3 separate regions of the Mus musculus genome follow, and regions 2 and 3 are each linked to region 1. A link is a loop called in an ENCODE intact Hi-C map of the cell type or tissue named here. Cell type or tissue: left cerebral cortex. All regions are shown on one strand. Region 1 holds the start of Rabac1 (Rab acceptor 1 (prenylated)). Region 2 overlaps Rps19 (ribosomal protein S19). Region 3 holds the start of Arhgef1 (Rho guanine nucleotide exchange factor (GEF) 1).

What was found. Hi-C counts contacts between places; a loop is a spot of excess contacts. Peaks named below come from ENCODE experiments on the same cell type or tissue, not always from the same donor. Only the 100,000 strongest peaks of a DNase experiment are listed, where the experiment ranks them.
Region 2: a loop joins it to region 1, with 5 times the contacts of the local background. A loop is called at or near these places in 21 of 42 quality-filtered maps.
Region 3: a loop joins it to region 1, with 4 times the contacts of the local background. A loop is called at or near these places in 15 of 42 quality-filtered maps.

What each region holds. Positions count from the first base shown.
Region 1 is chr7:24,966,765-24,974,764 of GRCm38, reverse strand. Rabac1 (Rab acceptor 1 (prenylated)) reads left to right here and starts at 2,037. Exons shown (of 5, transcript NM_010261.2): 1 at 2,037-2,238; 2 at 2,451-2,663; 3 at 2,907-3,004; 4 at 4,577-4,678; 5 at 4,756-5,015. The coding sequence starts at 2,183. The coding sequence ends at 4,844. It overlaps Mir7046 (microRNA 7046), which reads left to right and starts at 4,690; the gene lies at 4,690-4,755. In left cerebral cortex, CTCF peaks have their summits at 2,086 (motif pointing left), 3,123 and 3,322 (motif pointing right); DNase peaks (open chromatin) are centred at 2,046, 2,684, 3,302 and 4,773; H3K4me3 peaks cover 1,532 bases; H3K27ac peaks cover 1,064 bases.
Region 2 is chr7:24,886,022-24,894,021 of GRCm38, reverse strand. It overlaps Rps19 (ribosomal protein S19), which reads right to left. Exons shown (of 6, transcript NM_001360119.1): 4 at 5,557-5,740; 5 at 5,061-5,115; 6 at 4,211-4,281. The coding sequence ends at 4,255. Among named protein-coding and RNA genes, the nearest start is that of Rps19, 5.4 kb to the right of the region's middle. In left cerebral cortex, a CTCF peak has its summit at 3,396 (motif pointing left); a DNase peak (open chromatin) is centred at 3,395.
Region 3 is chr7:24,899,665-24,907,664 of GRCm38, reverse strand. Cd79a (CD79A antigen (immunoglobulin-associated alpha)) reads right to left here. Exons shown (of 5, transcript NM_007655.4): 3 at 7,960-8,000; 4 at 6,364-6,432; 5 at 5,807-6,234. The coding sequence ends at 6,121. Arhgef1 (Rho guanine nucleotide exchange factor (GEF) 1) reads right to left here and starts at 4,679. Exons shown (of 30, transcript NM_001130151.1): 1 at 4,537-4,679. In left cerebral cortex, CTCF peaks have their summits at 83, 2,498 and 3,365; DNase peaks (open chromatin) are centred at 2,521, 3,385 and 4,471; H3K4me3 peaks cover 2,609 bases; H3K27ac peaks cover 2,023 bases.

The sequences.
Region 1 (8,000 bases):
GTCCCCCTTTTCTCAAAACCATGATAAATAATATAAAGCTTTTAAAATAATCAAATGCTTGGGGGTGTGGCTCTGGTGCAGACTACTTGCCTACAAAAGCTCTGGGTTTGTTCTGAGCCCTGCATAAATAAGGTGACAAGATGCCTGTGATCCTTTCGTTGTTATTGTTTGTTTGTTTGTTTCTTTTTAAGACAAGGTTTCACTGTGTAGCCTTAGCTGTCCTGAAGCTCACTTTGTAGACCACACTGGTCGTGAACTCACAGAGATCCAACTGCTTCTGCCTCCTGAGTACTGGGATTAAAGACATGTGCCACCAACCCCTGGCCACATCTGTGATCCTACAGAATTCTTGGACTAGGAACAAAAATCAGAAGTTCAAGATCATACTATCCTTGCCTACAGAGCCATGGTAGAGAAAGAAAAAATAATAAAGCTGGCCATTTTCTAGCGGTGACCACCTGTAATCCCACCAGGTGGGAGGCAGAGAGGGGAGGATCAGCCATTCAGGGTTGGAGCACTTGGGGCTCTTTGTACTGTGACCTCTGGTGATCTCAGGACAAGACGATCCTGGGAGGGAGGAGTTGCATGGGCCAAGACCTCTCCTGGGACACCCACATACTCTGCTTCAATCACCTAGCACCAGGAAGGAGCATCCGCTTTGACAGAGGGACTCAGCACAGGACAGAAGTGGGGGAGGCCCCTTGAAGTCATGCAGCCGGCATTATGATCAAGGTCTCGAGTTCCTGTTAATATCTTCTGGCTTTTTCCCAGTGCCACTTGCTCTGGGAAGCACAGGAAAGAGCTCAGAGCCAAGTCCCATCTCCCACAGCCTTCTCGGATGTCTCCTACTACCTACTGACTCAAAACCCATCTAACGTGAGCCTCCTCCCTCAGGAACCTGAAAGTACCCCCTGCCTCATCACATCTCTACCTCAGGGTCCTCGCTTCCACTGTCCCAAAGGACTCCTTTCCCAGCTTCCAGACACCTATCCTAAAAATCCCAGTATTCAAATTTCTTACATTCTTTGAATTAGTTTGCCACTTTCTGCAACAGTGTTGCCTCTGGATCCCACTGCCTTCTCCACTGCCTTCTCCCGAAGCCCCGACTCCCACCAGGGCAGCAGAGACTTGAGGGTCATGAAATAGAAAGAATTTGCTTAGTCCTCTTAAAGAAACTGAATTGGTTCCCATAGCAGTCAAACCCAGCTGACTTTTGCCGCCAAACTGGTTTCCAAGGTTCTCTGTCTTTTCCAGTACTCTGGCCTTGTGGTGTCCCTCTTTAGTCTTTAGGCTAACTGTACATTTGCAGTCCTCCACTGATCTGAAGCAATGCTGGACCCCAAGTGGGAAACCCAGACACAATTTCCTGCTGAGTGGCCCATACTGAAATCCCAACCCGGAGGAGTTCCGTTCCCAGCACCCATGATTTCTAGACAGCTCATAATTGCCTGTAACTCCAGTTCCAGGAGCTCTAAAACCCTCTTCTGGTGGCACACACGCATAAACATATAAAAGTAAATCTTTTCTTTTAAAATGCAAACATTTATTTTTAAATCATGTGTATCTGAGTGTGGGTATGTGCACATGAGTATGTCTGATTGGCTAGAGCTGGAGTTTCGGGCAGTTGTGAAGCACTGGGTGTGGATGCTGGGAACCAAGCTATGATCCTTTGAAAGAGAAACAAGTAAGCCATCTCTCCTGTCTCACTTTCAAAGTAAATACTTTTAGGAAAGAAAAAGTAAATGAACTCTTTCCCAGACTTGCCCAGTTAGAATCAGAATATCTGAGTTTTCGAACAATGTTTTATTAAGCTCTCTCGAGCCAGAACGACAGCTCTGCACGGTCCACGGAAGTACGTTTCTGCCATTCGAACTCCCACAAAATCCTCTGTCCTGACAGTCCACCTGCTGTAGTCCACGCTGAGCCTCCTGAAACTACAATTCCCACAATGCCTAGAGGCTCCCGACGAGCTCTTAGCATACATCTCCCAAGATGTCTTGCGAGGCAAACCTGCCTCTTGACGCCACGATGACTACAACACCCACAATGCTTGGAGGAACAACTACCGCCCTCTAGAGCTCCCAACGACGCCACTTCCAAAGAGTCCCGGCTGGGGTGGGGCCGCCTAGGTGCTGCTGGGCTCCGGGCTATTTACAGCGGTTCTATCCACTGCAGTGCAGACATGGCGGCCCAGAAGGACCAGCAGAAGGATGCCGAAGGGGAAGGGCTGAGCGCCACGTGAGCAAGCAGGGTGTTACCCCCAGATCCGAGATGCAGGAGTCCCTCATCTCCTCAGAGGTCCTGGGAGGGACTCAGTCCTGTTGGCTCCCTCTCAGGACCCTTCCTCCTAGGGGTTCAAGGTCATGCTTGGGACCAGGTGTGCTAGAATCTGGGGTCCAGATTCTACCCTCTCCCTCCCTTCAGCTGCTCTGCTCTGCCCTGCCCATTAGGACCCTGCTGCCCAAGCTGATTCCATCCGGCGCAGGCCGAGAGTGGCTGGAGCGGCGCCGGGCGACCATCCGGCCCTGGGGCACCTTCGTGGACCAGCAACGTTTCTCGCGACCCCGCAATGTGGGAGAGCTTTGCCAGCGCCTGGTACGCAACGTGGAGTATTATCAAAGCAACTACGTGTTCGTGTTTCTCGGCCTCATCCTGTACTGCGTGTGAGTGCCTCTGCGGCCCCGCCCTCGATAGTCAGACCCCGCCCCCGGCTGCCAGGCCCCGCCCAGACCAGTTAGCCCACTTTGTCACTACAGGACCCGGTCAGTCTGTACTCCTGCATTCACCTGACCAGGATGTGGCCTTCGCTGGCCTAGAAGGACGTAACCTCAGTCTGTGTCCAAAGCTAGAGGGGCCTGGCTGACGCAGCCTCGGATACCTAACTCCTGTCTCCCACACTCTTCCAGGGTGACATCTCCCATGCTGCTGGTGGCTCTGGCTGTCTTCTTTGGCGCCTGTTACATTCTCTATCTGCGCACGTTGCAGTCTAAGCTTGTACTCTTTGGTAAGAAATCTCCTGCCCAAATGGCTCCTCGGGCCTTTCTGATCGTGGTCTCACGGAATGCAAACTTCCGAATAGTTGGGACCCAAGACGGCCCCCACCGAGCTGTCCACTAGAGTCACTTAACTTGGTCTTTAAGGGCTTAGACCCACCAGGTGCTCCCCTCCAGTCTCAGCTTCCCAAACCCAGAGAGACCCCAAAGCCCTGGCACCTCTGTCTCTTGTAAATGACTTAATCCAATTCCACTCAACCCCCCCCCCCCCCCCCCACGGAACGCATCAGCTGCAGATACCCACACTGCACACCAGGTGGCGACCTCATGCAGGCCTAGATCCGTGTTCCTTCCCAAGTCTTGGCCCTGATGATTCTCAGAGGGGAAGGCTGAGATCTGTAAGTCCGGTGGCCCCAGACTGTCACCAGGACCACTGGAAAGAAAGGTGTCAGGGAAGACCCAATGAGGGGAATCCAAAAGTTTCCGAGGAGACTTAAAATAAGTCTTTCATAGCCCAGCAAGCTTAAGGACCAAACAAAGATAGGCTGTGGCAAAGAAATAGACTGAAGCAGGTCAGAACTTGGCTTCTGCAGGTAGTGGTCACTAGGACATACACACTTTTCAGGCATAGGAGAGCGTGGGGCGGGGGTGGAGGAAATTAATATATATGTACTAGGGTTTAAAGAGTGTGTTGCTATGCCCTAGCCTTAAAAAATGTGTAATGCGGGCCCTCTGGAAGAATACGTGCTTTTAACTCCTGAGTCACCTTCTCCAGCCCCCACAAACCAAATTCTCGCAAGGTGCATCAAAGAACACATCCTTAAAACCAGAAGCTGGCCTGTGCCTCTAATCCCAGCACTTGGGAAGCTAAAACAGGAGGATTGCTACAAGTTCAGGATAAGCCTAGCCGGGCGGTGGTGGCGCATGCCTTTGATCCCAGCACTCGGGAGGCAGAGGCAGGCGGATTTCTGAGTTTGAGGCCAGCCTGGTCTACAAAGTGAGTTCCAGGACAGCCAGGGCTACACAGAGAAACCCTGTCAAAAAAAAAAAAAAATCAAAATAAGTGCCTAGAGAGATGGTTCAGCAGTTGAGTACTCAGTTGAGTACTGTTCTTGGTTTGGTTCCAAGCACCCAAGTCAGGTGGGTGCCCATGGCCACCTCCTCATGGGCACCTGATCTTGGGCACGTATGCGTGCAGGGCATATACACACAATTCAAAGAAATAAATCTTAACAAAGGAAAAAAGGGGACAAAAATCCTTAGGTCAGATTTGACTGTGGAGCCACCAGCCTGAGACTCCCGGTGACCAGGGTGGAACATCAGGCCCTAGTCTGAAGTGACCTGAGGGCTCCTGGGAGAGGTGAAGCTAGACAGCAGAGGTGGGGCAGAGGAAGGTTGTTATGGGGACAGGGGGCTTTGGGGAGGCAGGGTAGGGGCCAGGTATGGGAGACACTGATGTGAGGAGTCTGTATTATTACATGGAAGGTTCCAGAGTCTGTGACACTAGATGGGTGGAAAGTGACCCTGGACACTTGTGGGAAAGGGTCGGGTGGGAACGGCTACCTTACACCATCTGTTCCCAGGCCGGGAGGTGAGCCCAGCACATCAGTATGCCCTGGCTGGTGGCGTCTCTTTCCCCTTCTTCTGGCTGGCCGGTGCTGGCTCTGCTGTCTTCTGGGTCCTGGGTGAGTACAGGGTCTGTGTAGGGTGAGGCTGGGAGCCAGGCGAAAGAGCACAGCCTGAACCACCCATCCCCCTACAGGAGCCACGCTGGTACTCATAGGCTCCCACGCTGCCTTCCACCAGATGGAGCCTGCAGATGGCGAGGAGCTGCAGATGGAACCTGTGTAAAGTGTCCTCCAGGACCTGCCGGCCTCTCCTGCCGGCCGGCTGTCCCATCTCTGTCTGTTCTCGTCCTACCTGGCCTTGCTGCTCAGCTCCGAGCCTTCCACCTGAGGCCTCAAACCCAGGGAGGGGCTTTTGTCTTTGGAAATAAAGCTGTTACAATTGCTATTTGGCCAATACTTTCCTGGTATTTTCTCTTTTATAGGTAAGGAGAGGGGTTACTAAAACACGAGGTCTGAGGCTGGAGAGATGGCTCAGCCCCAGATGGCACTGGCTGCTCTTCCATAGGACCTGGGTTCAGTTCCCAGCACGCACTTGTACTGCACACACCCACCCACCCCCCCCCCACACACACCTAAGCATAATTAAAAATAAAAAAAAGTCAGCTGGGTGGTGATGGCACACACACATGCCTTTAATCGAAGCACTCAGGAGGCAGAGGTAGGGTGGATCTCTGAGTTTGAGGCCAGCCTGGTCTACAGAGCCAGGTCTGTAGGCATAGGTCAGGTATAGCTATATAGTGAGAACCCTGTTAAAGAAAGAGAGATGGAGGGAGGGAAGGCAGGAAGAGGACTATGGCCAGAGCAACCCTCCCAATGTGAATGAACCCGAACAGTTGGGGAGCAGCTGCAGGTCCTTTAAGGAGCCTGTCCTGGGCAGACAAGGCATCCGTTGCAGAGGCAGTGAGGAGGCAGCACAGCTGGCCTGTGACTTGGAGAAGCTTGGTGAGGGAGCCTGGACGTCGCAGGAAGCTTTGATTTTTCTCTTGAAGAGCATGAGAGAGTAAATTTTTTTTTGAGATAGGTTTCATGTAGCCCAGGTTGTCCTCAAACTCACTACATAGCCAAAGCTGGCCTTGGACTCCTGATCTTCCTGCCTCCACCTCCCCGGTGCTGGGATTACCGACATTCCGTGGTGCCCAGTGCATACATGCTCAGCAAGCATGCGGCTGGCTAAATTGGCTTGTTAGTAGAGCTTGCAGATTTGGCTGTACAGAGACCCTGGTGATGTTTCTGGGAGCCCTGAGGGACACAGCTAGGCAACCGGAGAGCAGGGAGTGGGGTCACCCAAGCCTTGCCATGCACACACACACACACACACACACACAGACACACACACACACACACACACACCTCCACAACATCGCCCTCTCAGGTCTATATCATGAGCTCACAGGGCACCCAGCAGTGCTGTGGAATCCTGCCTCGGTCATCCAAGCCTCCGGCCCAGCATGATAGCTGTGTGCCTGAAGCAAAGCCGGTGTGAGGTGTATGTGCAGAATGGAAAACCCAAGGACTGGAGGGATGACTCAGCGGCTAAGAGCACTTCCAGGAGCCTGAGCTTGGCTCCAGGCACCCACTCTGGGCATCTGTGACTCCAGCCCCAGAGGATCTGGCAGTCTCTTTTGGCCTCCACGGGTATCCACATGTACACATGCACACACACACACACACACACACACACACGTACACATAACTGAGATTGAATGCGAAACAGTAGACTTCAGAGAGTCCATGTGAAGGAGGTATACGATACTCATTACTTATGTTTATATATACCCCAGGTGGCACATCACATGCCTCCAATCCCAGCACTCAAGAGGCAGAGGCCAGCCTTGTCTCTATGGAGAGCTCCAGGACAGCCAGGGCTATATATTTGCACATATCTGTGCACATATGTACACATACACATCACATATACAGAGAGAGGTGGGACGCCCAGACTGACTTTCCGTGTAACTGCGCATGACCTTGAACTTCTGCTCCACCTGCCTCTGCTCCCGAGTTCTCGGGTGGAGGGTGGGCTTGTGCTGCCCACCACGCCTGGTTTCTGTCGTGCTGGGGAATTGAACCCAGGGCTTTATGCTTGCTAGGTGAGCACTCTACCACCCGGGGTATAGTCAGAGTCCCTCTTGTTAATAGTGATCATCTTGTTTGCTCTGCTGTGTGTGTGTGTGTGTGTGTGTGAGAGAGAGAGAGAGAGAGAGAGAGAGAGAGAGAGAGATGGGGGAGGGGAGAGTCTTATCATCTAGCCCAGGCTGGCTTGGACTTCACAGTGTAGCTCAGGCTGGCCTCAGCTTTGTGACAGTCCATGTGCATGCATGTGTGCCTGTGCATATGTGTGAGTGCACAGATGCATGTATGTGTGTGCCTGTGCATGTGTGTGAGTGCAAAGCACGTGTTTGTGTGTGCCTGTGAATGTGTGTGAGTGCACAGATGCATGTATGTGCGTGTAGCTTTGGCTGTCATGGAACTCGCTCACAAAGCTGTCACAGTGTAGCTCAGGCTGGCCTCAGCTTTGTGCCTTAGCCTTCCAAGTGTTAAATTACAGACAGGTGCTACCACCCCAGATCAGGATAATGTATATTGGAAGAAATGTTATTTTGGATATATTCAGTAAAATTGTTCATTTGACTTCACATGTATGTAGTATGTGTGCATGTGTTCGAATGCATAGGTACATATACATATATGTGTATGCCTGTGCATGTGTGTAAGTGCACAAGCACATGTATGTGAATGCCTGTGCATATGTGTGAGTGCACAGGCATGTGTATGTGCGTGCCTGTGCATGTGTGTGAGTGCACAGATGCATTTATGTGCATGCCTGTGCATGTGTGTGAGTGCACAAGCACATGTATGTGCGTGTAGCCTTTGCTGTCATGGAACTCGCTCTATACACCAGGCTGGTCTCAAACTCATGGAGAGCTCCCTGCCTCTGCCTCCCCAGTGCTGGACCACCACGTCTGGCAAATCCCCACTTTGCTTTGTGAAACAGGATCCCTCATGGAAACTGGGTCTCACTTATTTGGCAAGACTAGCAAGACCAGGGATCTTCCTGTGTCTGCCTGCTCAGCACAAGGATTACAGACCATGTCCTCATAACCAGCTCTTTACATGGGCCCAGGGGATCTGAACTCAGGTCCTCAGGCTTCGGCTGCTAGCACCTGACTCACTGAGCCATCTCCCCAGCCCCAACTTTCACTATTTATTTATTTATTTATTTATTTATTTATTTTTATTTTTATTTTTATTTTTATTTTGAGACAGGATCTCAAAAAAAAAAAAAAATACACAGCCCTGGCTGTTTTGAAACTCACAGAAGCGGGTAGTGGTGGCGCATGCCTTTAATCCCAGAACTCGGGAGGCAGAGGCAGGTGGA
Region 2 (8,000 bases), 81 kb after region 1:
TGCACACCTTTTATCCCAGCATCAGCATTCAGGAGGGAGAGGCAGGTGAATCTCTGTGAGTTTAAGACCAGCCTGGTGGTCCTCAGAATGAGTTCCCGAACAGCCAAGGCAACACAGAAAAATCCTGTCTGGAAAAACAAAACAAAAACAAGAAAGGGGATGGGTGAGGAGAGTGGGGAAGACATTTGCAGTCAGCCTTCAGCCTCCACATGTTCTCTATACTGGCAAGGGCAAGCACACAGATGTGTGTGCACACAAGAGTGAGTAAAAAGAAAACATCAGGTGGGTGTGGTGGCCTGCTCCTGTAATCTCCAGACGACCTGTGTTTGACCACCAGCACCCATAGGGCAGCTTCCAGCTAATTCCAGGTCCTTTTCTTGCCTCTGTGGGCACCGGGCCTATGCATGGTGCACAGACATATGTAGACAAAGCAACCATACACAGAACATAAATAAATTAAAAATGTTAACTAACAAGAGTCTGAAATGAGGTCTGAATGGGAAATGAGCTTTTGAGATACTGTAAGTAGTTAGGTGATTTTCACATATGTAAAGACAGGACAAAAATACATTTATTAAATTAGGTGTATTGGCATATACCTATAATTCCAGAGTTTGAGACAGGATAAAGGCAAGTTCCAAGTCAGCCTGTTCTGCAGACTTGGCCTCAGACAAAAACAAAAAACAAAACAAAACAAAACAAAACAATACAAATACCCCCAAACCAAATCAAATCAAAACAGCAAAAGGGAGGTAGAGGCAGGAGAACTGTCATGAATTCCAGGATAGCCAGAGCTATACAACAAGACCCTGACACAGACAGTTAGACAAACAAACAGACAGACAGAACAACCCCCCAAATAGGGGCTAGAGAGATGTTAAGAGCATGTTAAGAGCATGCACTGTTCTTGTAGAAGACAGGGGTTTACGCCCCGAACTCACCTGTAGTGGGTTACAACTGTCTGTAACTCCAGTTTCAGACAGTCTGACTCCCAAAGGTACATGGGCACATGCACACATGTAGTGCACACACACACATACACAAAGCATCTCCCCCAAATAAAAATAAAAAAATTCGAAAGAGGCTTTAGGGGGGCAGCTGAATCATGAAGAAAACAAAAACTACACGATACTTTTGGTAGGGAAAATGGCAAAGGAATTCCAAGGTACGTTTGTAAGAGGAAAGCCAGCCTTTGTAGAGAGGCTAGCTGAAAGCCACCGAGCAGGGAGGAAGTCAGTGGAGAAATGGGGAGGAGAAAAAAACTGGTGTAGATGATGCAGTTGACTTAGTTTTCTCTTCTGTTTTGTGTTTTTCGAGATGGGTTCTCAGTGTAGCCCTGACTGTCCTGGAACTCACTGTGAAGACCACCAGGCTGGCCTTGAACTCATAGAGATCTGCCTGCCTCTGCCTTCTGAGTGCTGGGATTAAAGGTGGGTGTGCCACCATGCCTGGCAGTTGACTTGTTTTTCAAAGGCAAAAAAATGTCACTGTATGCTGTTTGGGGACAAAGGTAGAGATGAATGTGCACACCACATCATGCTTACCTCCTGAGGAAGAGGACTGGGTGGGGCTGGAGAAGGACACAGCTGGATTCACCCACCTTTAAAAAGAAAAGCCAAAAAAAAAAAAAAAAAATGCTGGAAGGTAATGTGTGCCTTTAAATCCAGCAGAGGCAGGCAGAATTTGAGGGCAGCCTAGTGTACAGAGTGAATTCCAGGACAGCCCCACAGCTACGCAGAGAAACCCTGTCTCAAACAGAACAAAACAAACACAAAGTTTCATTTTCATTTAATGTGCATGGGTGTTTTGCCTGCGTGTATGCTGTCAGATCCCCCTGGACTCAGAGGCCATATAGATGAAGAGAATAGTACCAGGGACCTCTGGAAGAACAGCAGGTGGGTTTTTATGTTTTGGTTTTTTGAGACATTGTTTCTGTGTAGTCCTGGCTGTCCTGGAACTCACTTGGTAGACTAGGCTGGTCTTAAATTCAGAGATCCGCCTGCCTCTGAGGGCTGGGATTAAAGGTGTGTGCTACCACTGCCCATTGTGGCAGGTGTTCTTAACAGCTGAGCCATCTCCCCAGGCCCTAATTTTGACTTTGCAGTGGTTTTGTGTGTGTTTATTCCTTTTTATGTTTGCTTCTGTGGAACTCTGGGCTCCTCCTGTGCCAGACAAGAGATCTGCTACTGAGTTACAACTGATTTTCTTTGTATAACACTTTTTTCCTGTTTGTCTTTTGACAGAGCTCTGGCTGGCCTGGATCTCCCTATGTAGACCAGGCTGTCCTCAAACTTGTGATTCTCTTCTTTGCTTCCCAGTATTGTGGGTGTATTCTGCCATCCCTGACTCCCCTGTTACTCCTTAGGCTGGGCATTTTAAAGATTTACTGTTACTTTTAATTGTGTATAGGTGTGTGGGCCTGCACATGGGTATGTGCACCTGAGTGAAGTGTCTGAGGCCAGAGGCATTTCATTCCCTAGATCTGGAGTTACAGCAGAGTCACCTGACATGAATGCTAGGAACTAAATTCAGGTCCTCTGGAAGAGCAGCAAGTATTCTTAAACCCTGGAGCCATTTTCCCAGCCATGGGTGGAGAGCTTTTGCAAGGCTGTTTTGAATACTGTTTTGCATGCCTGGAATGTTTCATAATTCATAAACAAGTCCATGATGGCGTACACCTTTAATCCCAGCACTTGGGAGGCAGGCAGATTTCTGAGTTCGAGGTCAGTCTGGTCTACAAAGGGAGTTCCAGGACAGCAAGAGCTATAGAGAAACCCTGTCTCAAAAATAAATAAAATAGGGCAAGTGGCTACACTTGGTGGTTGATTGTAAACCCAATACTCTGAAGGTGGAGGCAGGGGTTCCAGGCCATTCTAGGCTACACAGTAATTAACACTGCAACTGGGCTGTTAAGATGGTTCAGTGGGTAAGAGCATTTTGAAGGTTCTGAGTTCAAATCCCAGCAGCTACATGGTGGCTCACAATCACCCATGAGATCTGACGCCCTCTTCCAGTTTGTCAGCCAGTGTGCCTATCTTTGGGCTGGACCAAATCGAGCAGGTCCTAAAAATTCAACCCTCAACAACCACACGAAGGTTCCCAACCATCTGTACAGCTAGCGTACTCCCATACATAAAATCTTAATTGCAGCAATTACATGATTCTTCAGTTCAGCTGAGCCTATGTAGGTATGAACCCCCTTCCATGAGCTTGGTGTACCACTAAATGCAGTTGGCAGTTCCTGAAGATTCGTTCCCCTTCTGTACTACAGGCCCCAATGTTGTGGTAGGGGCCTGCTCACACAGGACAGCTATCTTGAGCACCCCCAGTTCCCAACGAACTAGGAGCTGGAATTTAACTTGTTCAGCAGTGGCTAGCAGCTGCCACCTAGTGGCCGAAGAGTGAAGCTGCAGCTATGCCTACTCGGCCAGGTAGTTTATCCAGTCATGGCTCAGCTGAGCAGAATGTACTCATGCTAGAGGGAATTGTAGGTGCCCAAGGTTGACCGCGTGGCCATGTGATTCTCAAAGCCTTAGAGCATTCAGCAAATCACTATGTGACTTCTCTTCAAATGCTTCAATTCAACACTTCAGAGGATTGCTGGGCATGGAAAACATCTGCAAACTGCTTGGCATGCACTTCACACTGGGAGAGGCTGCACAGATCTCATGTATAAGAGTCAACAGCCACTTCCAGCAAGGACTTAACAAGGGCTCTTCTGGGAGCCAGTTTTACCTGGCATCAACCTGTTAGCTTGGAGAAATAAGGAACTGACAGGGAACATCTAGCACCTGGGATGCGTCCATGACCAACTGAGCTGGGTTAGACTTCTGCTCAGAGGCCCAGCACACTCGATACAGCTTACTTGGTTAAATCTGCTCAACCGCACTTGGGGCTACACACAGCATGGAGGAATGGCTCCATCTTTAGCACAGGGACTGACTGACTGGGGAGGTCACTTTCAACTATACAGTTTTTTCTCAATTACCACCACAGATGCACAGCCTTGCCCTAACACTAATGCCACAGCTCCACTGGTGTCTTGAGGACAATCACAATTCCTCTACTCCTAAATGAAGCCAAGAGACCCAGACCAGAGCTGGATGGTGGCTGCAAAGGCGAGGTGATCTAAGTTTAAGGCCAGCCTCAGCAGGATGATAGCTAAGGACACCCATGGAAATCGTTTTGAAAACCAAAACCAGATCCAGACCAGGATTATGAATGAGGCAATTTATTAACCCAGCATCCTTTGTTCTAATGCTTCTTGTTGGCAGCTGCCACCTGTGGGAAGACAGAAAGATCAGGGCGGGGTCAAGGTTTGTCATAGCTCACTGCATCCATGCCCTCAGCCCCACTGTTGCAGACACTTCTGACTCTGTAAATTATACACAGGGCTCAAGCTTCTGCCCTTTGTCCTGAGGGGATGGGTTTGCCAATGTTTGGGGTCAGGCTCTTTTTACTAAGACTCCAAGTTAAGGGCTAAAGCCTTCCAAGACCCTTAGGTGGTAGAGTCTCTTGTAGAGAGAAAATTAGGCACGGAGTGCCTGTCAGATCCCAGGGCTCCTCTTTACACCACTGCTGTTCAGGGTGAGCATCACTTTACATGGAATGTGGTAGGAAGGAAGTCACTCTACAAAGTCTGGGCCTGAACCTGTCTGCCACATCTCTACCCCATCCCAAGCTGTGTAAACCTGGTGCCTGGTACTAAGGAGGAAGAGTGGCTAGAAGCCCTAACACCAAGTATCTGTACGGGACTACAGGTCTAAGTTTATAGAAGCCTCATACCACATTGGGCACCCAGTCTCCAGCAATTATAGTATATCTTATTTTTTTTAATTTTTTCCCAAGACACGGTTTCTCTGTATAGTCCTGGCACTCACTCTGCAGACCAGGCTGACCTCCAGAAATCCGCCTGCCTCTGCCTCCTGCGTGCTGGGATTAAAGGCGTGCGCCACCACCGCCTGGCTAGTATACCTTATTTTTAACCCCTTCCCAGTGTGGCCTCCAGCCCCCCCCCCCCCCCGCTCTGTTTCAACAGACGCATAACGTGCACCTCTCACCTGTCCAGCGATCCTGTCCAGGTCTCTCTGTCCCTGAGGCGTCAGCTTGCGGCCCCTGTACAAAGAAAAACAAAACAAAACAAAACAAACCCTGGATGAGTACAGCCCACCCCCCCAGGGGTGGTGCACAAACAAAGTACCAAGTGATGGAACTGCACTGTGTTTGCCAAGTCCCACTTGTGGCCAGCCACATCCTAACGAGCCCGGGGCAGGAGAGGGAGACCCTTGGGAGTTGACGGGGTGTCGTTTGTGCAAGCATTAGATCAAAAGCCCCGAAAAAATCAATTGGGAAAAGTTAACGAGTAGGCTAATGAAAGCAGACAGTCGCTAAATTACCTTCCCAGAGTCAGAGCAAGTCAGCCAGAGAGGTCTGGGTGAGGCCCTCCCTTTTGCTTTCTGAAGGCCCCATACCTTCATTTATAGGGAGGTCCAACAACCCCACCACATGCCACCAGCAGGCAAAGACTACCCCTGGCCCAGCCACAACCCTGCATACCCATCTTGGTCCTTTTCCACCATTTTCAGCCCCTCCAGGGCTTGGAGGACCCGGCGGGCCACACTCTTAGAGCCTCTGCTGAAATGGCTGGGTCTGACACCGTTTCTCTGCCGTCCTCCATAGATCTTGGTCATGGAACCAACCCCAGCACCACCTCGGAGGTACAGGTGCCGTGCTGTGGAAGCTGTGGGTGGGGCAAGAGGGAGCCTGAGGTCACCTGCTTGTCCTTCACTGTGTGAAATTAGACAACTGTGTAACTGAGACCATGTACCAAAACTGGTGTTTGACACCCCTGGATCTTTGCCCCTCACCAAGACTGGCCCCATGTTCTAGATAAGCCTCATCAAGTGTGGCCATACCCATGTGCCTGATGCAGGCACTTTCTGTGGTGGGCACCTCAAAACTTGTAATGTGCCTTGCCTCAACCATGGGTCGAGCAAGGATTATTGTCCTGTGGGCACTCTTCTGGCCTATCAAACCAGCGTCAGGAAAACCCAAGGCACTGAGCTGAAGCCGTGCCATGCATTCTTCACATCTGCAAGCTACACAGTAGCCAAGAGCCGCATGGTACTGGGGCCCCAGGCAACTTCATTTTAGGGATGAACAGCCCTGTGACAGACTCAGCTCATCTACTACTGCCCAGGTTCCATTTAGCATTGGACTGGCACCCAAGACATTGCCCCCACAGCTTGTCTCTGTTCATTTTGCTTTAATTTTTAAAAAACCCACAGCCCGTATCAGTGTCAGGATTAACAGCCATTTCCAACCTTTTTGCAAGGTGACATCACCAACAACCCCAATCTTAAAGGCCCACTCAAATGCTCTATACCTCTCTGCTCTTCCTCAGGGTGGGGAACCTTGGTCTCACTAGGCTGCCTGGACACAGTGGGTGCTTGAATCTCAGCACATCACCAAAGAACTAGCCAACTGCAAGCACAGCGGACAAACGGAGGGAATCACAACAAGGCTAAAAGCTTCTGCAATGGGGATTCTAGCCGTCCTTTCCAGCACCACATAAAAATCATCTCGTGGGAAACCACCTGCCAACTAATTACAAGGCATGGGCCTGCCATTCCAGAGCTTGTGTGCACTCCTTTTGACTGAATAAAGAACTATTTAGAGGCTGTAAGCAGCAAGACAGCCTATTTCTTTTTATTCTCCTCTTCAACAAGACCTGGCTCTGGCACATTTTAAAGGCACAACTTTAGATAAAGCCCCAGAATTGCTGCTCAGGAGGGGCTGGCACCTTGGATTTGAACTTACTTGCGAAGACCAAGGTTTCATGAAGCACTGCAGCCTAACAACAACAGAAGAAACTTGTGCTAAGAGCAGGGTGGGGACCCCACCCTGACCACCCCGTCTTTAAGTGTGGGATGAAAAACCTTGTATGTTTCCCTCCCCAATGCCTTCATGTTAAACTTCTGTGGAAAAATCTATTCTCCCAGCCCTAACTCACCCTCCCTTTGGTTCTCCAACGGAAGTGGTCCCCTACAAATGTCACTCTCCCAACAAGCCCCCTGGTCCTAACACAGGAGGCCCATGGAGCCTTTTCTCAGGACCTAAAACATGAGCCTGTTTCCCCACTGCACTCCAGCCCCAAAAGCAAGTGACAGAACAAGCCAGCTCATTATCCAGACAAAACTACAAACATAGTCTGAAAACTAACTTTGAACAGAACTAGCCTATCTTCGAAGAAAGTAATGCCACCTCTGTACCCCCCTTTTCAGTGTTATGACAAACGGCTACAATTTGGTAAGAGCCTGAGCTTTTTGATCAAACCAGACAGGAACCCATTAGACCCCAGAATGCTGGGGTCTTCCTGTAGCTCAGCCCAGCCCCCTCAGCATTGCCTTGGTCTCTCAAATTCTGGGAATACAAGCTCACACCAGCAGGTCTGGCCCCAAACTGCTTCTGCTCCAGAAGTGCTGGAATCAAAGGCAAAAGGCACCTGGCTCGATTCCATTTCTTGCTAACCCCATCCTGCTTGGGACACAGCTCAGTGTCTGGCGGGCCCTGGATATGGCAGCCTCCCCCCACAGCAGCTGTGGAAACTAGACAACCAACCCTGTCCACAGCAAGTACACCACTCTACCCAGAGAAACCCAACAGTCTTCCTCTCGCAACTCCACAGCCGCCCTAACCTACCACCTGAAGCACTGTCAACACCACTGCACGCTTGCTTCCAAGAGGGGGTGTGAGGTGCACACCTCAGCTAGGCCTCACCACCCTTCCCTACATCACCCTCCTTAAAAACGTGCTGGCAGGTGGAAGCACCGACCTTTTCCCACACTGTGGAATTGACCTTTTGGTTTTCAGAGGCTGTGTTGAGTCATGGTGGTCCCTGTGCCCATGCCAAAGCCTGAAACAAAGTGGATCCCGTGGACATTTAATATTAACTTATAAACTGCTTCACGGTCTTAAGCGAAGAGGAACTTACTTCCCAC
Region 3 (8,000 bases), 67 kb after region 1:
CAGTTACTCACAGATTCCTGGCCCAGGTGCGGAAGGTGAGTAAACACCCCCACCCCCCAGCCTCCTAAGCTCAATGGAGCCTCTGTGTGGCGACAAAGAGCTCTTCTCAGCCCAGCTGAGGCGGAGAGACCAAGCGGGGTGGGCGTGTGCTGGAGGCCAGGAGCATGGGTCCATGGGTGGGCTGGGTGGCTGTGGGTAAAACCACTAATTTGGGTCACTAAAGAAGGAAGGACCAGGGACCCAGAAGGCTGGCTAGCCCTCAAGGGGGAGGGACTTTGGCACAAGCAAAATTAAAAGCACAGCCCTTAGGAGAAGGTAGGAAGAGTAGGGGAAGGTGATACACTGTGATCTGTGGCGGGCCTGGGCCAGGATGTTGCCTCTGAACCCACCAGCCCCATTTCCTGTGACAGGAAATGTCAATGGTGAACCCCCAACCTCCAACGCCCTCTACACGAGAAAACAAAACCGAGTCCCTCTCTGTCAGACACACTGAGCTCTTGGGCCCCATGGTTCCCTACAGTTCCCAGCTTTGGTCCCTGAAAGATGATGGAGGAGGTGGGGCTCAGCAGCCTGCCCTCAGGGGCATGCTGCTCCCCTTCAATATGAATCCGGGACTCCACCTCTCCTCCCAGACCTACCTCATCCTTCCTATCACCTCTGCTGGCCCCTCCTCTGCCTCCCTATCTCTCCTCCCCCACCCCAGGACAGCTGTCCTTCCACAGCTGGTGTTGGTTCGGTCCAGCTCCACACTGCATCTCTATCCTCTCTCCCCATCCCATCTTCCCTCTACTCTCCCTTTTCATCAGCATCTTCCAGACCCTAATTAGTCTGACTAATGCTGTGTGGATCAGTGTCAGGAGGGAAGGAATGGTGGAAAGAGTGTGGGGTGGACCAGTAGGGGGCGGGTCCCCACACCCCAAAGCTATTTATAACTCTGGCTGCCCGAGACCCGCCCTTCTCCCTCTTCCAGGAGCCTCCTCCCTAGCACTCAATGAACCGTTGCTATGATTCTGATTTCTGCCAAAGATGCTTTCTGTAGTGTCCAGAAGTCATGGCCGGGGGTTCCACCAAGCAGGCATCATTTGTACTCTTCCTCAGAAGCTGGATCTGTCCACCATAAAAGCTCAGCTAATGTCAAGATGTGAACACTGGTGAGCGTTTAATAAATACACTTGCCAACAAAGTCAGCTTATGAGAAACAAGCCCATCTAGTGCGTAAGAACTGTTCTGGGTATATCAGCTCAGTTTTTGCTTTTCTTTTTTCTAGACAGGATCTCACTCTGTAGACTGGCCTCAAGCTTGCGGGCATCCCCCTGTCTTGGTCTCTTGAGTTCTAGTATTATTGGAGAGAAGCACTCTGTCTAGTCCCATCAACTGCAATACCTCCCCAACTACAAGCACTCATCCCCTGAGAAACAAGATGCCTTCAAAAACCACCCTTTCCAGCCAGCCAGACCTTCTAGGTTAGAAGCCATGATCACAGACCAGGAACTCCCATGCTCATCTCAGTTAGCAGGAAATATACTCACCTGACAGACCCCAAAGGAGCCAAGGAGGGCTTGGGGATGTAGCTCAATGACAGAATGCTTGTTTGTCCTTCCTTCCTTCTATTCTCTCTCTCTCTCTCTCTCTCTCTCTCTCTCTCTCTCTCTCTTTCTTAGACAGGAGACAGGGTTTATCTGTGTAGCCCTGACTATCCTGGAACTCTGCAGAGCAGGCCAGCCTTGAATCAAGAGAGTCACTTGTCTCCTCCTTCCCAATGCTGGGATCAAAGGCGTGTGCCACCATACTGGCCTGTACACATCATTCAGAGTGGCCCCCGTAACTCTCACGCTTAAATCTTTATTAACTCCCCCCCCCAAGAAAAGAGAAGCCAAGGGAGGTACGAAATTTTAACAAATTGTCACCAGAAGACCCTGACTCTCTTGTTCACAGTTCACATGCATTGCCTCCACACTCCCCATCACAGTAATAAGGAACAATGGCTGACACTCACGTGTTCTCAGTATGTGTCAGACACAGCAAAGACAGCACACACAGGCTTAGTTTCTATGCAGGGTTCAGGGTCTGTCTACAGATGTTAATGAATTTAATCCTCTTACTGACCCAATGAGGCCAGCATTATTTTGGTTTGTTTTAGGAGAGGAGGGTGTCACTATTATTCTTATTGCTGATTTACAGGAGGGGGAAATTGAGGCATGGCTTATGAGAGTCAGAGCCAGGATTCAGGTTCAGGCAGTCTGGTTCCACAGTTTAAACATTCAGCACACAACACTGCTACACACACACACACACACACACACACACACACACTTTGACCTTGGAATACTAAAATGTGCATCTATTCTGAGATACATCAGGTCTGATGGTGCCTGGAAAGGTCATGTGGCTGCCGTGACTTCTGCAGACACCCAGGATGGACCCAGCAGCTCCAGAAACCTGGGCTCAAAGAGGATTTGAAAAGTAGACATAGGTAAAGCTGGCAAAATGAAGCAACTGACAAAGTCCACTACTGTCCGGCAGAGGGAGCATTTTGCACTTGAGGCTCTGGAGGTGGGGTGGACAGGGGAAGTCAGGGCAGGTTTAGGTCTATGCAGTGTGTGTGTGTGTGTGTGTGTGTGTGTGTGTGTGTGTGTATGTGTGTGTGTGTGTGTGGGGGGGTCCTGAAGAAGTAAACACATAAAGGCGCCTGGGTCCTAAGGGCTCACATTCAACAAGCCTTTGGACTGGATTATTTAGGTCTCCAAGAACTTCTGGGAGCCTTGAAAAAAACTACGAGGGCCCTGGAATGTATACAACCCCACATTCTATTTGACATATAGTGGGCCTCAAGAATCCAGAGAGATGGTGATTCTAAAGGGAAAACTAATGGTTTATGGGACCTCGATAGTGGTGTGTGGTGGGTTCTGTAGGGCCCTGCCTTGATCTATGAGAAGCCTATGCTTATGTTAAAAGCCAGGTCTCCGTGAAAGGCTTCCTGAAACCTGGAAGGTATGTGAGCTCTTATTGACCTATGTAACGTGGCGGGTCTTCACGAGCCCTAAATCTTACGTGGGACGTGGCTGATCTACAACAGGCGCTCACTAATTCTGCAGCGGTGGTGGTGTGGGTGGCAGGGAAGACGTGTGGGGTCAGGTTTCACGGCAACCAAGGGCTGCCTATCTCACCTGTCGGATGGGAAGAGAAGCAAGCCACTGCAGCCTCAGGAACCGAAGCCTCCGCGCTCGAGCTCCAGGTTCCCCCACCCGTGCCGCAGAGTCGCTCTAGCCGAGCCAGAGGCCGCCTTTGCGTCCAGCTCCACTCCTCCCTCCGGCCGCTCTAGCCCGCCTCCTACCGCTCTCCGGCCTCGGCAACTCCACTCCTCCTGCCGGCGGGTATCGCAATACACGGCGCCACGCTGGCCCGATAGGGCCGCTCTGGTCTGCCTTGGAGGACCCTTGTTTCCGTATTTCGACTGCCCCTGTCACTCTCCTGGGCCCCGCCCCCTTAGCAGGAGTGGTGCATGGTTCCATTGCCTGGTTAGGGCTCAATCTCGGAGAAACTTCAAGTCGCTCAGGTCCTAAGCACCTATCGGGACCTCACATGAGCTCTACCTCCCCAACTCGGACCTATTAAATTCCAAATGCTTGTATACCCTCTGTCACCACTGTCAACTCCTCCCGCTGTAATTGGAAAGAAAAAACAAAACAAAAACAGAACCCCCTCACATAGATAGACACACACACACACACACACACACACACACACACACAAACAAAAGCATAAAACACTCATGCGCTCGAGCATATATTTTCTTCTGATAGACTAACCTGCAAAATGCAATGACTTCCCTTTAGGCCTCAGTCTTCCCATCTGTTCAATGAGGATATGTTTCCGGTTCTCTCCCCTACAGCCATCTCCCAGAGTATAATTAATACCACAGAGAGGGTAAGGAAAAAAGCTTTCTGAGACGTGTTTAACGCTCTGTAAGTCTCGGCTTTAAAATGTACTGCAGAGATATTTGTTTATTTTAGGGAGCTCTAATCAAGCATCCATGATCGCAGGGACAGCTCTTTACAGGAAACAGCTTTGAGTTCAAGTCCCAGATGCTCTGTCCCTACGACAAGGCAGTCCGACTCCCTGGGCCTCAGTTTCCCTGCTGATAAATGAGTGTTATCGTTCTTCGCTGGGAGCCTGGATCTCTACCTACTTGTGCTCTCGACAAGTGCTCTCTCTCTCTCTCTCTCTCTCTCTCTGTTTTGTTTTGTTTTTTTTTTTTTTTTTCTTTTGAGGCAGGTTCATGCTAGGTCGCCCAAGCTAACCTCGAACTCATGGCAATCCTCCTGTCTCTGCTTCCCAACTCCTGGGATGACAGGCGGGCGCCAACGCGCCGGGTTTTCTCTTTGCTCTCTTTGACAGATGAGAAAACCGAGGCCAGAGAAAGGCGGCTGCAGGTTCACTGGGCGCACCCTGGGAGGCCCTCCGCGCCCGGTCCCCTCCCTGCTCCTCCCTGCGGCGGCTGGAGGAGGAGGCCGGGCGGGGCCAGGGACAGTGTACCTGGTGTCCGCGCGGGGAGGTGACCGGCGAGGCGCCCGAGGTCGGGCTCGGGGATCCCGGGCCCGGTGTCCCGACTCCGGCTTCCTGGCTCTGGCGGGCAGGAAGTCGGGGCGTTTTTCCGGAGCCCCCGCCCGCCGCCCCTCCCCGCTTCCTGCCCGCGCCCCGTGCCCGCCCGGCACCTCGGCTTCCTTCCCCTTCTCGCCGCCCGCGCGGCTCCTCCTTTCCCCGCGGGCGCGTCCCCACCCGGCCCCGCCCGGCTCCCCTTCGCCTTTGTCCGCCTCCGCCGCCCTCCCTGCTGTTGCCCAGCTCCTGCCCTGGCCCTTACTCTCTCTTTCTCTTAGTTTGCGACAAGGGCTCCCTATGTAGCCCTGGCTGGCCTCGAACTTGTTGTGTAAGGCGGGCTGGATTCGAACTCAGGTGTCTCTGCTTCTGGAGTAGAGAGATTAAAGCTAAAGGTGCGCGCCACCACCCTGATCTCTTTTTCGAAGCTCGAAGGCCTTCCTGCCCACAAGGTCAGGGGCCCATCCAGGCACTCCTTGCTTTCTGGCCTCTGTTGCTTCTCCCTGCTGCAGCTCCTCTGTGCCTTGATCACGCTGGGCCCATTTCTTGCTGTTGGCTGTCTCTCTCATGCTCTGAGATTTCAGGCTTTGTCCTTTCCTCAACTGTTATTATCAGGCCAGCCAGTTTGTGTCTGCTTCTTCCTTTGGCTATTTATCTCTGCATCCTTGTCTCTGGGGATCCCACTGAGTCTCCTCTTGGCCTCCTGTCTTTTAACAACCTGAGTCTGCTCTTCCCATCCCAATGACTGTCACACCACTCTAGCTCTCTCTGTCATCCCCCTCCCCCCGGTTCTTGACAGAAACTCTCCAAATCTGCCTTATGCAAGTGAACCCATGAGGGAATTAGGCCCCACTCCAGAAAATAATATCTTGTGTTCTCAGAGTTTAAATATAGGTAAAAATTTGGTAACACCCGGGCTGGTTCCCCCTTGCTTTGGGACATGAGGAGGGTGAGGCCCTATAAGGGAGATAAACCAGCATTTCAATTGGGGTGGGGACTTCCCCAAGAGACTTCCTGTTATTTTGGGGGGAGGGGGTTGGGGAAGACAGACAGCAAGAACTGTCTGGTCCCAGATCTCAGAAGTGGTCAGGTGAGAACTTGAACCTAGAATCCTGGGTCTGAGGGGGGAGGGGACTTGGGTTTTCTGCTCCTGGTTCCCTGGCAGTGTTGAGGAGCAGTCTACATGAGATCCATGACTCCTGCCAAGGGCTGCTTTGGGAAGGATTTATTATCACTTAAGTGGCCATGACAGATCTGGGAGGAGGGGGGGTGACACTAACGAGGCTGCTGTAATCAGCTCCCCTAGAGGCAGCGATTAAGGGCTCATTACCCACTAGAGAGGGAGCTGGACTTGGGGAAGGACAAGATTAGGTGGGAGAATAGGGTGGGGCAGCCTGGAGGCAAGGGTAGGCCACTCGAGTGGCTGGAGCAAGCACTGGGAAGGGGGGACTCCAGGGGAAGAGTGGGGAGGCAGGGATGCTGGAGTCAGACATATGGCAGGCAGGGAAGGGTGGGACATGTCAGTCATGGCTTTTCCAGCTGGGCATCTCCAATGTGGAGGTTGCCCACATCCTGGTAGGTGCCCTGGAGTCCCCTGGAGATGTCCTCATACATAGAACAGTCATCAAGGTTCAGGCCCTGCAGGGGTCAGAGAGGAGACATCAGTACCCTGACAGCTGGAGCCCCAGCGTCCAGTCAACTCCAGGGTGAGACTCAAGGCAGACACCACACCCCATGCACCCGACGCCTGCTGCAAACAGTGCTTACCTCATAGAGATTTTCATCTTCATAGTCATCTGGCATGTCCACCCCAAACTTCTCATTTTGCCACCGTTTCTACAGAAGGGGATGAAGTAGAAGCGACGTTTAGCAAGGAGGGAGGTGAAGGGTTTTTAGACTGTCTCCTACTAGCAAGTGCTTTATCAGAAAGAGTGAGGGATACTGTGCTCCCCACCATCAAGGCAGATCCCACCATCAGGATCTTGGCAGATTCTAGTCTCTGCCCCTCTCCTCTCTTTCTTTTTATGGGCCTCAAACTTTAAGCAATCTCCCTGTCTCAAGTGGACTGCTGCACCTCCCTGCCACTCCACTGATGCTCTGAGGATCTCTATCTAGCAAGAACTACCTGGGAACTCAGTACGTGGACCAGGCTGGCCTTGGCTCCCGAGAGATCCGCCTGCCTCTGCCTCCTGAGTGCTGCTAGGGTCAAAGCTGTGCACCACCATGCTAGCTCTCTACTGCTCCTCAATGACAAGCAGAACGGCGAGCAGGGAGTGAGTGGTGCTGGACATCTGTAATTCCAGTGCTTGGCAAACTGAGGCAGGAGGATTGGGAATTCCAGACCAATATGATCTATAGAGTGAGTTCTAGCCCAGCCTGAATTACATAGCAAAATGCTGTCTAACCCTCCCCACAAAAACAAAACAAAACACAAAACAAAAATTAAAACAAACAAAAATAAAACTGGTGGTGCCACCTGCCTGTAATTTCAGTGCTTGGAAGGTAAAGAGGAATCAGGCCAGCCATGGTGATATAGCAAGTTTGAGGCTAGCCTAGACTAATATCTAGCTTTAAAAAAATAAAATAAAATAAAGTAAAATAAAAACTGAAAGCAAAGAAAGTCCAGATGATAGCTCAAGCTGGTAAGTGTATTGCCATGCAAACCTGAGGATATGAATTTGGTGTGCGGAATCCCACAGTGGGAGGAAAGAATCAACTCCTGAAAGTTGTTCTTCGACCTCCACACTCAACATGCCCACGTACACACTAAGACATAAATAAAGTGCAGGGCGATAGGGGTGCACAACTGTAATCCCAGCACTCAGGAGGCAGAGGCAGGTGGATCTCTGTGAGTCTGAGGCCAGCCTTATATCTAGGACAGCCAGGGCTACACAGAGAGACCCAGTCTTGGGGGGTTAGGTGGTGGGGAAAAGAAAAAGTTAAAGAAAGGAAGAAGGGCAGGCATGGTGGCCCTTTAATCCCAGCAGCACTTGGGAGGCAGAAATAGGCAGATCTCTGTGAGTTCAAGGCCAGCCAGGGCTACATAATGAAGCCCCAATGTGGGTGAAAAATGTTGTCTTCTGGCCTAAGGAGACGCAGGGGCTCTGGGAGGACACACCTTCTTCCCTTGTCTTGGCTGCATTTGCAGGGGACTCCCGTTGGCGGGCCAGAAGTGAGAGGGTTTCTATGAGGGCCGTGGGGACACGCTGACCCCCCTGGGAATCCTTTTGGTGGTTATTCCCAGCCTCCCAAACTTGGAAGGACAAACCTTGGAATTCAGAGGACCAGCTGGACACTGGGAGTCACAGTCCAGGCCCAGGTAAGCCAAGATGACTTGAGGGGTGTCACTTGGGGGAGACTCACCCTGAATAGCAGCAGCGTCCCTGGCACCACTGCACAGAACA